2 separate regions of the Mus musculus genome follow, and region 2 is linked to region 1. A link is a contact called in ENCODE Hi-C data. All regions are on one chromosome and are shown on one strand. Each heading gives the region's core, a stretch centred on a gene start or an enhancer-like site at or near the end of the contact. The rest is flanking DNA. Distances are from core to core; before and after follow the strand shown.

Region 1 (7,814 bases), core at 3,832-6,331:
AGCTGAACCTGAGGATGGGTGTGGCCAGTTTCAAGAAGGCGGGACCAAGTAACAGGTGGGTGGGCTGAGCTCAAGTGGGAGGGACCAGGTTAGATTTCCTATGGGTGGGGCTTTTGCATTGCATCACCAGTGGGTGTGGCTTAGGTCACCTTGGGTGGGGCTTTGGTCAATGCTGGACATGGCGTAGGGAAATTGGGCGCCCAGGCCCCCTGCACATGTGACCCCCGGGTTGGGTTAGGACTTCCTGTGGGGGAGTGGCTCAGCCTCACTGTGGGTGGGGCTTTAGTGTGACATCAATGTTGGGCAAGGCTTAGCTCAGGATTGGCGGGGCTTAGCTTGAGTGGGCAGGGCTTAGCTCAGGTGGGCAGGGCCAGAAATGACTGACAGCCAGGCCCCGCCCTACCCACTCACCGAGGCCCCAGGCTTCGCTCCAGCTGCTGAGCTTCCGAGGGTAAACCTCTGACCTCGACTTGACCCGGAAGGAGATGGCACCAGCGTTGGGGACCCAGAAGTGGGGGATGGAGACCTGGGTGGGCAGGGCCTCTGTGATGTCATTGCCACTGCCACACCCATACCACAAGCCCCGCCCACCACAGACCCCAACTCACATTGTATTCCTGTGGCTCTGAGCGGGAGCTCTGGGGGCAGGGGAAGAGGGCAGGGCTTAGCATCGAACACTTGCGGTCATCCCCCTGACTCACACTCACACTCACTTGTGGTCATTCCCCTGCCTCACTCCCGCGGTCATCCCCTCTGCTTCACCCCGCACCTGGTTGACCTGCAGGGTGTACCCAAGGAGGCCATGGTGGAATCTGTTCCGCGCGACCCATCGGGCATGGGCCTCAGAGCCGTTGCACTCCACTGTCAACGTGGGCGGGGCCAGGACCTCTGGGGGCGGGGACCAGGGTTGGGCAGTCAGGGCAGGGTGTGCACACAGTAGGGCGACGCATGTTAGTGCATAGTGCATCTGCCTGCCACCCCAAGCATGAAGGGATGCTGGGTGCACACACTAGATCCACTGTTGTGCACAGTAAGTCTACCTGTGCCCTGAACACAACCCACAGACAGCGTAGATCCAGTTGTTACCAAGGCTTGTATGGGGCGCTGCGCTGCACACAGTGGGTCCAACCATGCTCCCTGCAAGCATGTTGTCTGCGTGCACACTGAGTTTACCCACAACCCCATGCAGGAGGCTGGGCCAGGTGCACAGCGGGTTCAATGGGTGCATAGTAGGCCTGACTGAGCCCCGGGCACTCAGTGGGCCCACCCGTTCCAGGTCCCCCCAGCACATGTACAGTAGGCCCTCACCTGCGCGCTGCAGGTCCACAGTGTTGTCCATGCAGGGCACGGGGCCAGCGCGGCCACTGCCGTTGACGGTGATGGTGACCTGGGGGACAAGGTCAGGGCTGTTGGGGGTGGAGCCAAGGACAGTGTCGAGGTCAAGGGTGCAGCCTTCATGGCCACCATGAGGGGCGGGGCCAGCGGTGTTGACATCAAGGCTGTGGTAGTGTGGACACTCGCGGTTGTGGGCAGGACCGAGCCTGGTGGCAGGGACAGGGGTCGGGAAGAGAAGTCAGAGGCCCAGAGGCGGGCACAGGAAGTGACACAGGAAGTGAAGTCACACCCAGAGGCCACGCCCACCGAAATATGATGACAGGAAGTGACATTAAGCCCCAAAGAGGAAGCAAGCACAGGAAGTGATGTCATCAGTTCTTGGAGAGGCTCCACCTACCAGGGGAAAAAAAGTACAGGAAATGATGTCACAGCTCCATAAAGACCCCCAACAGGAAGTAAGGACAGGAAGTGACCTCAGAGGCCATGGAGAACATGAAGTCAGTAAGAAAGTGATGTCATAGACCATGCTCATTCAGAAATGATCTGAGGCTCCAACCAAAAAGACTAGAGCACAGGAAGTGATGTCATAGGCTCCGCCTCCCGAAAAATAAGGACAGGAAGTGACACAAGAGGCCCTGCCCACCTGGAAATGAACACAGGAAGTGACATCATCAAAGGTGACCTCACGACCCTGCCCTTTTAAGCCATGGCCCCGCCCACCCAAGATGTGGCCAGAACACCTCCCCAACCCTGCACCACCTGGGAAGTGAGAACAGGAAGTGACGTCAGAGGCCTCACAGAACAGGAAGTGAGGACAAGAAGTGACCTCCCGACCCCACCCTTGACCCCCGTGACCCCTAACACCCACCGCACATCACGCCAGAACATCCGGTAGTGCACGTCACCCGTTGCTTTCGGACCCCGCTCCCATTGGCAGCTCAGCTGCCCCTCATGCACCCAGCAGCGCAGGTCCTGGGCTGCGGCCTCGTGGTCGCCATCTGTGGGGGTTGGGATGGGGTCACTGCGGTCATGATGGAGGGGACAGGGTCAGGGGTCACACACGGGGTTGGGGTCCCATGTTGGGGTCAGGTGTAAGATTTGGGAGCAGGGGTCGCACCCTGGGGTCAAGGGTCATGGGCTGGGGCCAGGGTAGGACCCCTGGTCACACATGGGATCAGAGGTCACACCTGGCATCATAGGGTCACAGCTAGGGTTAGGGGTCACAGTTGGTTCTTGGGGGGGCCAACCCAGGTGTCATGGGTCACGTGGGGGTCACGGAGGCGGGGCCTCACCCACCATCATCTGGGGGGAACTGGATGGATCCTGCCACAGCCCTGTCCTTCCCCAGGAAGACGGTGAAGTTGGTCACATGGCAGAGGGAGAGCGACTGGAATGAGCAGCGGGCAAGCCCGGGGTCAGCCTGCGGGGTCACAGAGGTCAGGGGGCAGGGCAGGGTCAGTGTGAGGGGCGGGGTCACCTGGGGTCAACCTGCATGTCGGCGTCAGCAGGGGTCACCCATACTTGGGGTGAGTGGTAGGGCCAGCACTAATTTGCATTAATTTGTATGAACTTGCATAAATTTGAATTTCATTTGAATAAATATCCACAGGCCCTGATCATGGGCTTTGCATAAATCTGCATGGATTTGCATAACATCATGGTTCCATCTGAGTTTATTTGCATAAACCCAGATGACATCATGTTCTAGCCTTCATAAATTTGCCTAACTCCACCTGGGGTGGGTGGGTCCTGAAGTCTCAGCTCTGCTGGACCAAATTTGCATACACCCAGATGACATCATAGGTTTTCTCCCCCTGCTCATCTCTGCATAAATTTGCACAAGAAGTGACTGGGCAGAGCCTGAAGTGACTGACAGGCAGAAGAGGAAGCAGAGGGCAGGGCCGGATGGGTGGTAGGGGCGGAGTCTGGAATGATTGGCATGGTGAGAAGTTTGTGCTGGGGGCAGGAATAAGACTGGAAGTGGGCATGGCAAGGCATGGAATGCTGGTGGGCGTGGCAGGAAGTGACTGGTGGGTGGGGCCTAGAGTGACTCACAGCAGAAAGTGGGCATGGCCAGGATGACGGACAGTGTGGAGATCCCTACCCACCCAAGCCCCACACCCTGGATGACTGACAGCCAACTCCGCCCACCAACCAGGGCTTGCCCCTCACCCAGACAAAGATGTCCCTGCCCTTCCTGCAAAAAGCCCCTGTCGTGATGTCAGCGCCGGGGGCGGGGTCCCAGCTCAGTGTGTAGTGGGCGGGGTCGATATGCAGGTTCTGGATGGGCGTGGTCACAGCAGTGGGTGGAGCCTCACGGACCGCAGCTGTTGTCAAGGGGAGGTGGGGTGGGGCTTGAGTGACAGGTGACATCATCCACAGTTGTGGGAGGTGCCTGGGCTTTGATTGACACCATTCTCCGTGACAGGAAGTGAGGGGGTGGAAAAGAAAGGAAGTGGGCGGGACTTAGGCTTTGATTGACACCCAGATGACATGAGAGGCAAGTGACATGTCCCTAGGTGACATCATTGGTCCCCTATGACAGAAAGCGATGGGGCGGGGCCTCTCTTAGTGATGTCTTCGACCAGGATGATGATGGCATCCACCATCAGTGGGCGTGGCCTGAGCCTTGATTGACAAGGGGGGGTGCAGAGATGACTTCATTCGCCATGACAGGAAGTTAGTGGGCAGGGCTTGAGCTGAGATTGACACCCGGAGCTGGGACAGGCCAACAAGAAGGGAAGAGCTTAGGGGGCGGGATTTGGGTTTTGATTGACATCTGGGGGTGAGAATGACATCATCCTTCGTGACAGGAAGTAAGGTTTGGGAGAGGAAGCAAAGGGGTGGGACCAGAGCTCTGATTGACACCTGGATGAAGTCACAGAACAGGACAGGAACCGGGTGGATGGGGCATTGGGTGACTGACAGGTGACACCATCCTTCGCCAGGGGGCTGGGCCTGAGTCTTGTGAGACACCCGGGGGTGGGGCCCCGACCGACAGGAAGTGGGGGGCGTGGCCCGAGCATAGGCCCTGCCCCATGAAGACACCTACCCAGATCTGAAGAGTGGGATGCCAGGAGCCCCAGGATGAGCCACAGGTTGGCGGCCATGATAGGAGGGCGGGGCTGGAGCCTCGGAGGCCTGGGGGCGGGGCCGGGGCGTGAGGGGCGGGGCCGGGGCGCAAGCGGACTCCACCTCCTGATCCCGACCCCTTCACGATGCTTCTGGTTCCTGTCATGGTCCATTGCGGTCATTCCCCTGCCTCAGCTGCTCACTCGCGGTTATCCCCCTGCCTCAGCTTCACTGTCCCCAGTGTCACATCGCGAGGCAGGGGTATGGGTATGCCCAGGAGTGAACAGCATGAGGCAGGAGCATGTCCATCAGTGCAGATGACAAGGCAGAGGGATGGCAGCGGTGACCGGAAGCAGAAACGGAGGCTGGAGGATGCTGGCAAGTGAGCGGAAGGAGGGACGGAGTCAGGGAGACGCCCGCGAGTAAACAGTGTGAGGCAGGGGGATGACCACGAGTTAGTTTCTGAGGCAGGGGGATAATCACGATGGACACAGAAAAGCAGAGAGGGAGGGAGCGACGGCTGGGGAATGCCTGTGAGTGAGGATCTGAGGCCAGGAATGATGGCAGTGAGCAGAAGGAAGGACGGAGGCAGGGGGATGACCGCCGAGGCCCCGCCCCCTGACCCCGCCCACCCCCGCCCACCCCGCGGACCGGACCTGAGTGGCGCCCACGGCGCTGGCGGCGTCCGTTCCTGTCCTCGGGGGTCTGGGGGTCGGAACTGCTTACAGGGCAGAGGACTGCGACCCTGCCCGTGACCCCAGAGGCCCCGCCCCGCCCCGACCGCGCCCATGGTCCCGAGATTGAGCAACTTCCTGAGATAGTGGGGGCGGGGCGGGGCCTCGGGAGTCACGCGGGAGGGATGGACGGAGCTGAGGCGGGAGGATGACCGCGATTGCGGGTGATGGGCGGCCACGGCCACGCCGGCCGCGTCATCGCGTTCGTTTATTAAAAAAAAAAAATGAAACTGGAAGTCGTTCCCGTCAGTCACGGGCGAGCGGGCGTGACGTCCTGCCGCAGACAGGAAGTCGCTCTCCTGTCATCCGTTGCAACTGTACTCGCAGTCATCCCCCTGCCTCAGCTCTTTCGTTACTCACGGGAATCCCCCTGCCTCACTCACACCCGCAGTCACTGACAGCTGCCATCATACCCCTGCTTTGTAGCGGTTGTTCACTACCTGCCATCCTCCTGCCTCAGCTCTGCCTCATGCCTGAAGGCATCCCATTGAGACCCACGGAACTTAACTTGTGAGCGGACCCTGCCCTGTCTTCATCCCCCCCCCCCCCCACACACTCTGTGAGAGCAGAGCTCACAGCGGACGTCACAGCTGTGCTTAGGAGGCCGCCCCACCCGGCCCACGCGCACAGAGCTTTGCACACCGCCCCCTCCATAGTGACCGCAGGGTCAGGATAGGCCGGGGATGCCTCACAGGCCGCCTTATTTCCGTTTCCGTTTTTGTTAATGCGGGGGCGCGCGCGCAGCGGAGACGCAGGGGGCGGGGCAGAGGCGCAGAATTTGTCCTGTGCTGCAGTGAAGCTGCTGTTGCCGCCATCCTGGCCACCGCGTCACGTGACCTTTCCTGATCCGAGTCCCGGGGTTGGTGCCCCCTGCAGGACGACGCGTGCGTCCGCTGAAAGTAGCCCTTTGCTGATCCTCACAGCTCTGCCTTAAAAATGAACCTGGGGTGGAGTGAGGTGGGGTGGGGTGGGGTGGGGTTGGGGGGAGGGGGAGAGGGAGAGGCTGGATGGACGAACGGTCGGTGGCTCAGCAGGTAAGACAGACGCTAAGACAGACGGGTACCAGCACAGTGGGGTCTTCATCCCCATGACAGCCTGGCCCTGTGGGGACGACTATGCCTGTGACAGCCTGGTTGTGTGGGAGGACCAGGACAGACTTTGGAGCTTCAGGCCAGAAGATGCATTCCGTGTTAACAGCTCTGTGGGATGTTAGATAATGATGAGAACAGTGCAGACGATGGAGGCCTGGCTTGTGAAATTTCAGAGGGAAAGTTAAAGACTCTTTTCAGGACCATTGTTACTCTTTTCAGGACCATTATGAAGATTCTGTGGTTCTGGTTAGCTGCGGCTGAAGAATCAGCTGTGATTAACAAGATACCAGAACTACTAAAGCAAAAATTTTGCATTACTGGGACTATTGATGCTGGTTAGCTGGAGCTAAGAAATTAGCAGTGATTAAGAAGAGACCAGCATCGTTGAGGTGACATCTTCTGGGAAGTGTTTTCTGAAAGCACAGAGGTTGTGTTCCAGAAATAGCCAAGGTTGTACCTCGTGCTGAACCTGGACTTAGTAATGTGTAAGAGTCACTCAGGTGGTACTGGTTTTGAAGGAATGAAGTGGTCACGCAAAGCAGCTGAGCCTTGGCACCATGAGAGGCCATGGAAGGCCATTGGTGAGGTGCAGCCTCAGTTGCAAAAGACGCCCCAGGACTGAAGAGATCATGCAGTGTTTTGGAGATTCTAGGACCATGAGATGACCACCAAGACCAGCAGCAGTGGAGTACAGGCGGCTGGAGCCTAGAAGGGCAAGGCTGAAGAAGTGACCTAAGCCCTTGGAGGAGCCCAGAAGATCGTGAGTTGGATCCCAGACACTGGACAATTGGAGATTAAATTTTGCTTTTGATTGTGACTGTGCCCTGGTATTTTTTGCTCTTGAAGGAAGTACTTTGGATTTTAAAAGATATTGTGTCTCAGTCGGGGTTTCTGTTCTGCACAAACATCATGACCAAGAAACAAGTTGGGGAGGAAAGCGTTTATTCAGCTTACACTTCCACATTACTGTTCATCACCAAGGAAGTCAGGACTGGAACTCTAGCAGGTCAGGAAGCAGAAAATGATGCAGAGGTCATGGAGGGATGTTCCTTACTGGCTTGTTTCCCCTGGCTTGCTCAGCCTGCTCTCTTATAGAACCAAGACTACCAGCCCAGAGATGGTCCCACCCACAAGGGGCCTTTCCCCCTTGATCACTAATTGAGAAAATGCCTTACAGTTGTATCTCATGGAGGCATTTCCTCAACTGAAGCTCTGTTCTCTGTGATAACTCCTGCTGTGTCAAGTTGACACAAAACCAGCCAGTAAATATTGTATATTTTAAAGGATTGAACTTTTAATATGTAAAGACTATGGGACTTTTAAAGTTGTTTAGATCTTGGGGATGACTAAGAAACTAAGGGATGGATCTTGGTTCCCGGATCCCTAAAGACTAGTCTGCTCAGGTGAGAGTGCAGACTACAGAAGCTACACAGCTTCTGGGACAGGCAGAAGTGACACAGCTTCTGGGGCAGACCCCATTTCAGGCTCCAGACATCCAATACCTTCCCTGCAAGAGGACAGGTGTCTGCCCTGCCTGGGAGGGCTTTGCCGGAGCACCTGGGAGAGCCATCTTGGTTCCCAG
Region 2 (7,814 bases), core at 2,122-4,621, 1.9 Mb before region 1:
CTGTGCTCAACTTTATCTTTGAAAATATTTTTGTCTTTTTTGGTGTTTTACTCTCATAGTTATCTACCAAACTATTTAATTTTCAGAAAAATAATATTTGCCTTTGTATTTGAATTAGTTACGGAAAGTCACATTCTCCCTCCCACTTTTTCTGAAACAGCTCTGCCTTAGGAAGGATACAGAACTACCACTGGCCCCTCCTCTAGCATCCACTTTTCTTTTGAGCAAACACTGACTACTTATCAAGGTACAGTAGTGTATACCTATAATCCCAATATGCCAAACGACGGAACTGTTTCAATAACAAAAAACAATTCTCAAACACCAAAAAAACCACAAAACCCCCACTGTAGGGCACAAGACAAAACATTACAAAAATAATTGCATGTGGGAGGAATTTGTACACTAGAGGGGATGGTGACAGGGAAAGAGATGAAGAATAAACAATGGGCTACAGACATGAAATTTCAAAGAACAAACAGTCAAACACTCCACCAAACTTTTCACCTAATTTAATAGAAATAATAATAATAGCAACCACCTCAGTAGTTGCGATATATGTGCCAGGTCATTTATGTTGGGTAGTCCTAGAATAGAGTATTTTTCTTCCTTTTATAAGGTAAACTTAAACTTGGAAATTATATGTAAATTGCCTATAATGACACTTAAAATAGTTGACTAAAATTGAAACTTACTGCTCTGGTTAAAATGTTTATACATATACCACCACACAAGCTGCCAGCAGACTCACCAACTTTCAATTACACTCAATTTCTCTACGTGTCAGTGGCAACCTACATTAAAAATTAGAAGTTTTTTGTCTTCTATTACTTCTTGCATTGTCATTGAAAATTCTCTTTCTCCATTCCATTGGGTTTATTGTTATGATTATGCAGTGACTTCATAATCAATGCCTGTTTCTTCTAATGGTTTCCTCCCGGAAACTCCACTGTAGAAACTGTGAGTCACCTTTGCCTATCCCTTCACTAAATGTCTCATGTTTGGTCTCCCTACTACCTCCTAACATAAAAATATAAAGACAGAGACATTAACACTGTCTTGGAATTGTTCTTTGATGTTACACTGTAGCTGTTTTTCAAACCTTTCTTCTCCCAAATACATTTATATTATTTGAACAAAGAAACTATGTTTGATTCTTGGTTCTTCACTCAGTACAGTTAATAGTCAAACACTATGTGTGCTTTGTAAACAAAACAGTACAATATCAAATATTTATATTAAAGAATAAATGAACTAGGGACAGGGGATCCATTTAGATGGTAGAGTGCTTGCCTCCCATTCATTGAGCCCTGGCTCAATCTGTGGCAGCTCATAACAGCAATTGTGGTAGCCCACACCTGTAACTTAGAGGTGTAGGTAGGAGGATAAGAAGTTCAACATTATTCTTAGGTACATGAAAAGTTCTAAACCAAACTCTGGTTCATGAATCAAATTAGCTAAGCAGCTCACCTGTGATGTCAGGAAAACTAATACAGAGTTGCTTTGTTTTGCTCTTGATAAAGTCCATAGTAAGCTCATCTTATCTAAAATGGGTGGCAGCTTTTGCATACAAATTAGCACACATTTCTTTTGGAGCTTATTTAGATTTATTACTGTTAGGATATGATAAATATTCAAGCAGAAATTTAAGAGTATTATTTCATTGTAGATTTCAGTGACAAGTATCTACTTCAAAACAAGCTAATGCATTTTTATTTGCATATCCATTCTATAAATTGTTCTGATACTGAGGCAAATGAGATGCTGGGACAATATGCCTTCAATAGTGCCTCCACTATGGCACTAGTGGGTTTAAAAGAAAATAGCAATGCAAAGAGGAACCTGATTTTCTCTACCAAATTACAGAAGTATAATTATAATGTGCGGTCAGGGACCAGGAAGACATGGAGCTTTTCCTTAAGAGTTAAGAAGTCACTGGATTTGGACATGAAGAAGCAGGATATCATCTCCCAACCAAGCCAGACCTTGAATTCTAAGAACACAAGGACACTTGTTGAAAACAAACTAAAGGAGCATTTTCTCACATCAACCTGAATCATTTCTCTTACAAACTGCTCTAATTTCCTTTATAAAACAAAAACTCCAAGATCAGAAATGTAAGCCACAGTAAAGGCTGTAAAATGAACCAGTTTCTTTAAGAAATTTAGTAAATATTCATAATGATGGTCATGATCCGAAATAACTGTCTGCATGCAAAGCTATCTTTCAAAGTACTCTGATCTTAGCATCTTTGGTTTCATTGTACTAACAGAATCGAAATGTCTTTACAAATCCATCCTTCTCTTATGTATGGGGGTGGGAGGTTGAAGACTTAAACAATTCAGTATGAAACGCCAGCTGTGGGCTCTGGAGAATCAAGCTTATGAGTTCTTTCAGACACCTTGTACTCTGAGGTGCTGTGAGATCTCAGGGTTAAGCTGAGGTGTCATAAAGGAGGAAGGCCATCTTCACACAAGTCACAATTATGTGCAAGCCCAAATGCTGCATAACATCTGGCATAGAATCACATTATATTCCCTTTTCAAATATATTTTAAATATCACTAATGTCACCTAAATGAAGAATTATGGTTGTGGTGGCACACACCTGTAATCTCAGCTTTTGGTAGGTCGTGACTGGCATGAGTTCTGGGGTACAGATCAAGTTCCATGCCAGTTTGGGGTACAGGACAACACCTCAATGTCTCTAACAACTAACTCTCTAAAGCTGGTCCGCATGAACTGTACAGCCTTTAAACTAAGAATTCCTACAGACTTCGGGTCGGTGTGTTTGTAAGAGCCAGCGCCCAGGGGCTCAACTGAAGTGACCTCCACTGTCTGCCCCTCCGCATCCCTTCCCCACACTCTTTGACCGGAGCGGCCATGGGAGGTGCTGACTCAAACTCCCAGCCAGTTGTGGAAAGTGCTGCACTCAGTACAAAGGTGACTTGACACAAAGTTCGTAACTTAAACTATAAATGTGTCAACCGCCAAACTCGGCGTGAACGTTTAACTGGCACTCGGGCTGAGCCACAGCGCCGGGATCCTGCAGCGAGATGGGACAGCACAGCTGTCAAACTCAGTGACAGCCTCGGCGGGCCCTCGTCGCCCAGCCCGCCCCGCCTCAGGCCCGAGTGTCCGCGGCCCCGCCCGCCTGCGGCCCTCAGGCTCGAGGGCCCCGGCTGCACCTCAGGATGTTGTCGGCGTAGGTGAGCAGCAGCTTGGAGGCCTCCAGAAAGGTCTCCGGGGTGTTCTGGCATAGCTCGGCCACGGCCGGGGACGCAGAGCTCGACGAGCTGCCCAGTGTGGCCGACGCCATGGCTGCGCCGCGGCCTTCGCCACCTCGCGCACCGCGGCCCGCACTGAGCAGGCGCTGAGGAGCGCCTAGGCCGCCGCAGAGGCCTGCGGCCAGAGGGCGGGGCGAGGAGCCGAGGGGCGGGGCGTTCCGGGAGGGGCTAGGGGCGGGGCGAGCCGCGGAGAGGCCGGTTGCGAACGTTGGGGTACGGGGTACAAGGGGCCGAGCCAGTGGAGTAGATCTCGAGCTGTGGTGGCTGCTTGTGTCGGGTAGGGTCCCAGAGATAATTGCACAGCCTTCTTTTTACGGTAGATAAAAGTCTTTTGTGGAAGAAAAGACTCCAGAAGACCGAGCAAGTTTTTGTTATGTCTTTTTTTTGGGGGGTGGGGTGGGGTGGGGGCGGTTATGGGGAAGGGAAAGTGATCATGGTCTGTGGCCTAGGCTGGGCTCACACGGGAATTTACTGCAGTCTTGCCCTTTGGTTACTAGTGTCCGGCTTCAAAAACAGAGCATAGCTCAGAACTCTTCTGGGTTTCTGATTTGTGTATTTTCCGAATTCTGTTGATGAAAACTCAGTTGTTGCTCACAAGGTATGATTCTGATGCAAGGAGCATTTTGGGAGTGTCCTATGGATACTCGCATAAAACCCATATACAATAATAGAATAAAATGAGGAACAAACAAGTAAATAAAGTTTATATACACATTGTATCCTTTGACTCATACTGGCATATCCCTTACCAGTATCCTTAATTTATCTTAGAAAGGGAATCACTAACCTCCTTAGCTGATGCCCTTGTCACTGACATCAACCCTGGAAATTGGCTCCAGCACTGAGCTTCATACTCAGTCCTCATTACTTCTTTTTCTTCTTCAGAAGAGGGTTTCTCTGCATAGTTCTGGGTAAAGTGGAACTCCAGCTATAGATCAGCTTGAACTCAGATCCACCTGATCACTGCCTCCTGAGTACTGGAATTAAAGGCTTGTCTACCACTACCTGGCTTTTTTTTATTACTTTTTAATGTTGAAATGCCACTAAGAGTGCACTTGACCTTGATTTGTAGTCAGGAGTTTTCCATGCTCCACTCACCTTGAATAGCTGGAATTACATATATGAATCACTAGCACGTAGCAGGTACTTGTTGGCTTTGTGTTTTAAAGATATTTACTTATGTGACCTCGTTTGACACTTTATTATCTGTTGTTTTTTAATGTTTCTGGGCAATTTCTTCGGAGAATTTTCAAGAACTTCTGAATATTCATCTGTAAAATATACCTACATTTTTAGCACTTAGGTTTGTAGACCAACTTCAAGAATATTGTTTTCAGCTAGGCATGTTGGCAAATCCCAAAACTTGGAAGGTAGAGGCAGGAGAATCAAATATACATACATACATACATACATACATACATACATACATACATACATACATATATCACTACTACCACCACCACCAAAGACATGAAAGAAGGAGGCAGATGAGGGAAAGGGGGGTTAAAGGGGAGGGCAAAGGTGATGGAAGAGAGATAATGGATGGACTGTGGCCAAAGAACATTGTATATCTATGAGACTTTGAAAGAATAAGTCTTAGAAAGAGAATATTATGTTCAACAAAGTATGTTATTAGCTGTTGTTTAAATTTTTCAGTGGCTAACTACTAGCATTTTTTTTTCTGGTCCATAACAAAGTAATAATTATGTTTGTGGCCCAACTTCAAATGCTGTATTCCCAGCTATTTGCTGTGAGTGTTGACTGATCCTTGTAATCCCAGTATATAAAGGATACAGGCAGGCCAGCTGCTGCAGCCTTGTTAGGAAAAGTGCATTATGGGAGGCAGTTAGGTTTTGAGAGTACATGCTCCTGCCCTATGTCCAGGTTACTCCCTCTGCTTGTGCTTGTGGTAAAGGATGTGAGTATTCAATTTCCTTCTCTGGCTGCCATGCCTGCTGCCATGCAGTTCTGCCATCACGCACTCTAACCTTTGTACCCATAAGCCAAAGTAAATGGTTTTATAAGTTGCCTTGGTTGTGGTGTTTTATCACAGCAATAGAAAACTAGGGTAAGCATGGTTTCAGATATTTTTTGAAAACTTGTGCTGAGCTTGGAAGTAAATTTATCATATTGTGTTATGGAAGTCGTTATTCCTGCAATTCTAGTACCAGCTGCTATTTCTAAAGCGACCAAGAGTGGCATGACCTGAACTGCCCTCTTATGTTGGGCAGCTATCATATCTACAACTGGGATTGGTAGGGGCTCATTTCCCTGGATTACTCCCAGTTCAGGGAAAAGGAGTACCAACATGCAAACTCCTGACTGACAGAAACGAGTACTAAGAGAGTGGGATATTGCTGGGATGAACTTGACCATGTGGTTTTATTTTGTGGGGCTAGGGGAATATTTATAGAAGGCTTTGGGAAGACTTGGGCTAGAAAACAAGATAAATTGTACTGTTTGTAGAGAAAAGGAGATCTAGGGAGCTTAACACTACAGCCAAGGCATGTGCTAGAGAGAAGATGTTTCACATAGTTGAGAAGTTTGCCTTGTACTGGAACAAAGGTAAAGGGTACTCTCTAGCCAAGACCTCACTCAGCAAAACTTCCAGCTTGTACAATAGCCTAAAGTCTTTTCTGATCCCAGAAAGTTACTGAATGAAAAAGTATTGCTGCTAATGTGATTCAAGTGACCCCATCCCTGGCTGGCAGCCACAGTGCCAGGTTTAGACTTGAAGGATACAAGAATGAAGTGTCACAGATCCTACCTCTGTGGCTTCTGAGAGCCTCTGAGGCCAGGCAACATGTGGTATGGAATTCTCTGCATGAAGATACTGAGAGAATAAGAGTCATGATAGGCCATTTTGTAGAGCTGTGAAAGGGAAGCTTGGGTTCCAGTGGAGACCACAAGATGTTGGAGATATCAACGCTATGAGAAAGCTGCCAAGGAGGTCAATAGAGAAGGACCAGCCTAAGAGAGAGATGCAGGCTACTGGCAGGAAAGCTGGAGGTGTGGAGCCCTTAACAGAAGACACGAAGCTACAGGATTTGGTGTTTTGTCCTGCTGGATTCTAGTCATAGTTTGGTCCATTATGTTCTTATTCCCCACTTGGACCTTTTGGGATGGCAATCTGTGCCATATATTGGAAATATGTGATTTGCCTTTTTATTTTACTGAAGGTTGAATTCTGTGATGCTTTGCATCTTAGAAGAGACTTTGGGCTTTTAAACAGTATTAAGACTGTGAAAGACTCCAGGGCATCTATGAAGACCGGGGAGTAGAGTGTGGTGGTTTGAATGGAAATATTTCCTACAGGCTCTAGTATTTGAACTCATGGTTTCCAGTCAGTAGTTCAGTTTGGGAATAGTTAGGTGGCACATCTTGCTGGAAGAAGTATGTCACTGAAAGTAGTAGAGAAAACACCTTTGTTTGCTCTCTTGGCTTCATGCTTGTGGTAAAGGATGTGAACTTTCCATTTCTTCCTATAGCCACCATGCTTGCTGTCTGCTGATATGCTGTCGCCATAACCTTCTGGAAATATCCCTTTGCCTCTGAGCCATTTCTCCCACACCTCATTTTTATTTGTGTGTGTGTGTGTGTGTGTGTGTGTGTGTGTAGCAAGTGCATACACATGCCCTTGCCATGGCATTTGGAGATCAAAGGACAATTTCTGGGAGTTGGTTTTTTTCCTTCCACTGTTAAGAGTTCTGGAAATGGTTGCAAGCCTCAATGGCTGAGCCGTGATGATGCACACCTTTAATCCCGACCCTTGGAGGCAGGGGCAGATGGATCTCTGTGACACTGAGGCCAGCCTGGTCTACAGAGTGAGTTCCAGGACAGCCAGGGCTACACAGTAAAACCTGTCTTGGAAAAAGAAAAAACCAGAGCAAAGAACAACAACAATAACAACAATGACAAAAAAAAAAAACCCAAACCAAAATACACACACACACACACACACACACACACACACACACAGAGAGAGAGAGAGAGAAAGAGAGAGAGAGAGAGAGAGAGAGAGAGAGAGAGAGATGGAATTCAGGTTATCAAGCTATAAAGCTTAGTGGAAGATAACTTTATCTACTAAGTCCAGCTTCTCAAATTTGGCACTGGCCCCAAAGTCCTGGTGTTTTGTCCGTATTGTACTACTGTCTGTTGAAATGCTTGCCTTCCCCTCAGTTACTACACATGTATTCACCCAGTTTACAGATTGAAGTCTAGGTCCACTTCTTTGAAGCATTTCATGACTTAATGAGATAGCACTGACCTTGGTCTCCTTTGTGCTAAAATAATATTACAAACAGAAGTTTAATTGTTTGGATAGAAAGTTTATTTAATTGAGAACTGTATTTGGAAATAAAGCTTTGAACCAGAGAAATAATAAGAGGAGGCAATGATAAGCAAAACCAAGTTGAAGATTTGTATTCATGAATACACCATGATATTTTAGCAAACAATACGGTAATAATTCACATATAGCTGTTATTATGATTTTAAAAACTTCTTAACCCTTTCCAGATGGAAGTAA

What was found. Hi-C counts contacts between places; a loop is a spot of excess contacts on that map.
Region 2: a map of T-helper 17 cell shows a loop between it and region 1 (6-fold over the local background). The contact joins the promoter of Ngly1 here to the promoter of Il3ra in region 1. A Hi-C loop is called at or near these places in 2 of 37 maps with a recorded cell type or tissue (T-helper 17 cell and regulatory T cell).

Annotation. Positions count from the first base shown.
Region 1 is chr14:14,343,762-14,351,575 of GRCm38, reverse strand. Il3ra (interleukin 3 receptor, alpha chain) reads right to left here and starts at 5,081. Exons shown (of 12, transcript NM_008369.1): 1 at 5,064-5,081; 2 at 4,388-4,566; 3 at 3,508-3,662; 4 at 2,632-2,755; 5 at 2,204-2,333; 6 at 1,309-1,541; 7 at 770-888; 8 at 609-638; 9 at 412-526. The coding sequence starts at 4,445.
Region 2 is chr14:16,244,871-16,252,684 of GRCm38, reverse strand. It overlaps Ngly1 (N-glycanase 1), which reads right to left and starts at 3,371. Exons shown (of 12, transcript NM_021504.3): 1 at 3,188-3,371. The coding sequence starts at 3,318. It also overlaps a transcript of Oxsm not described here.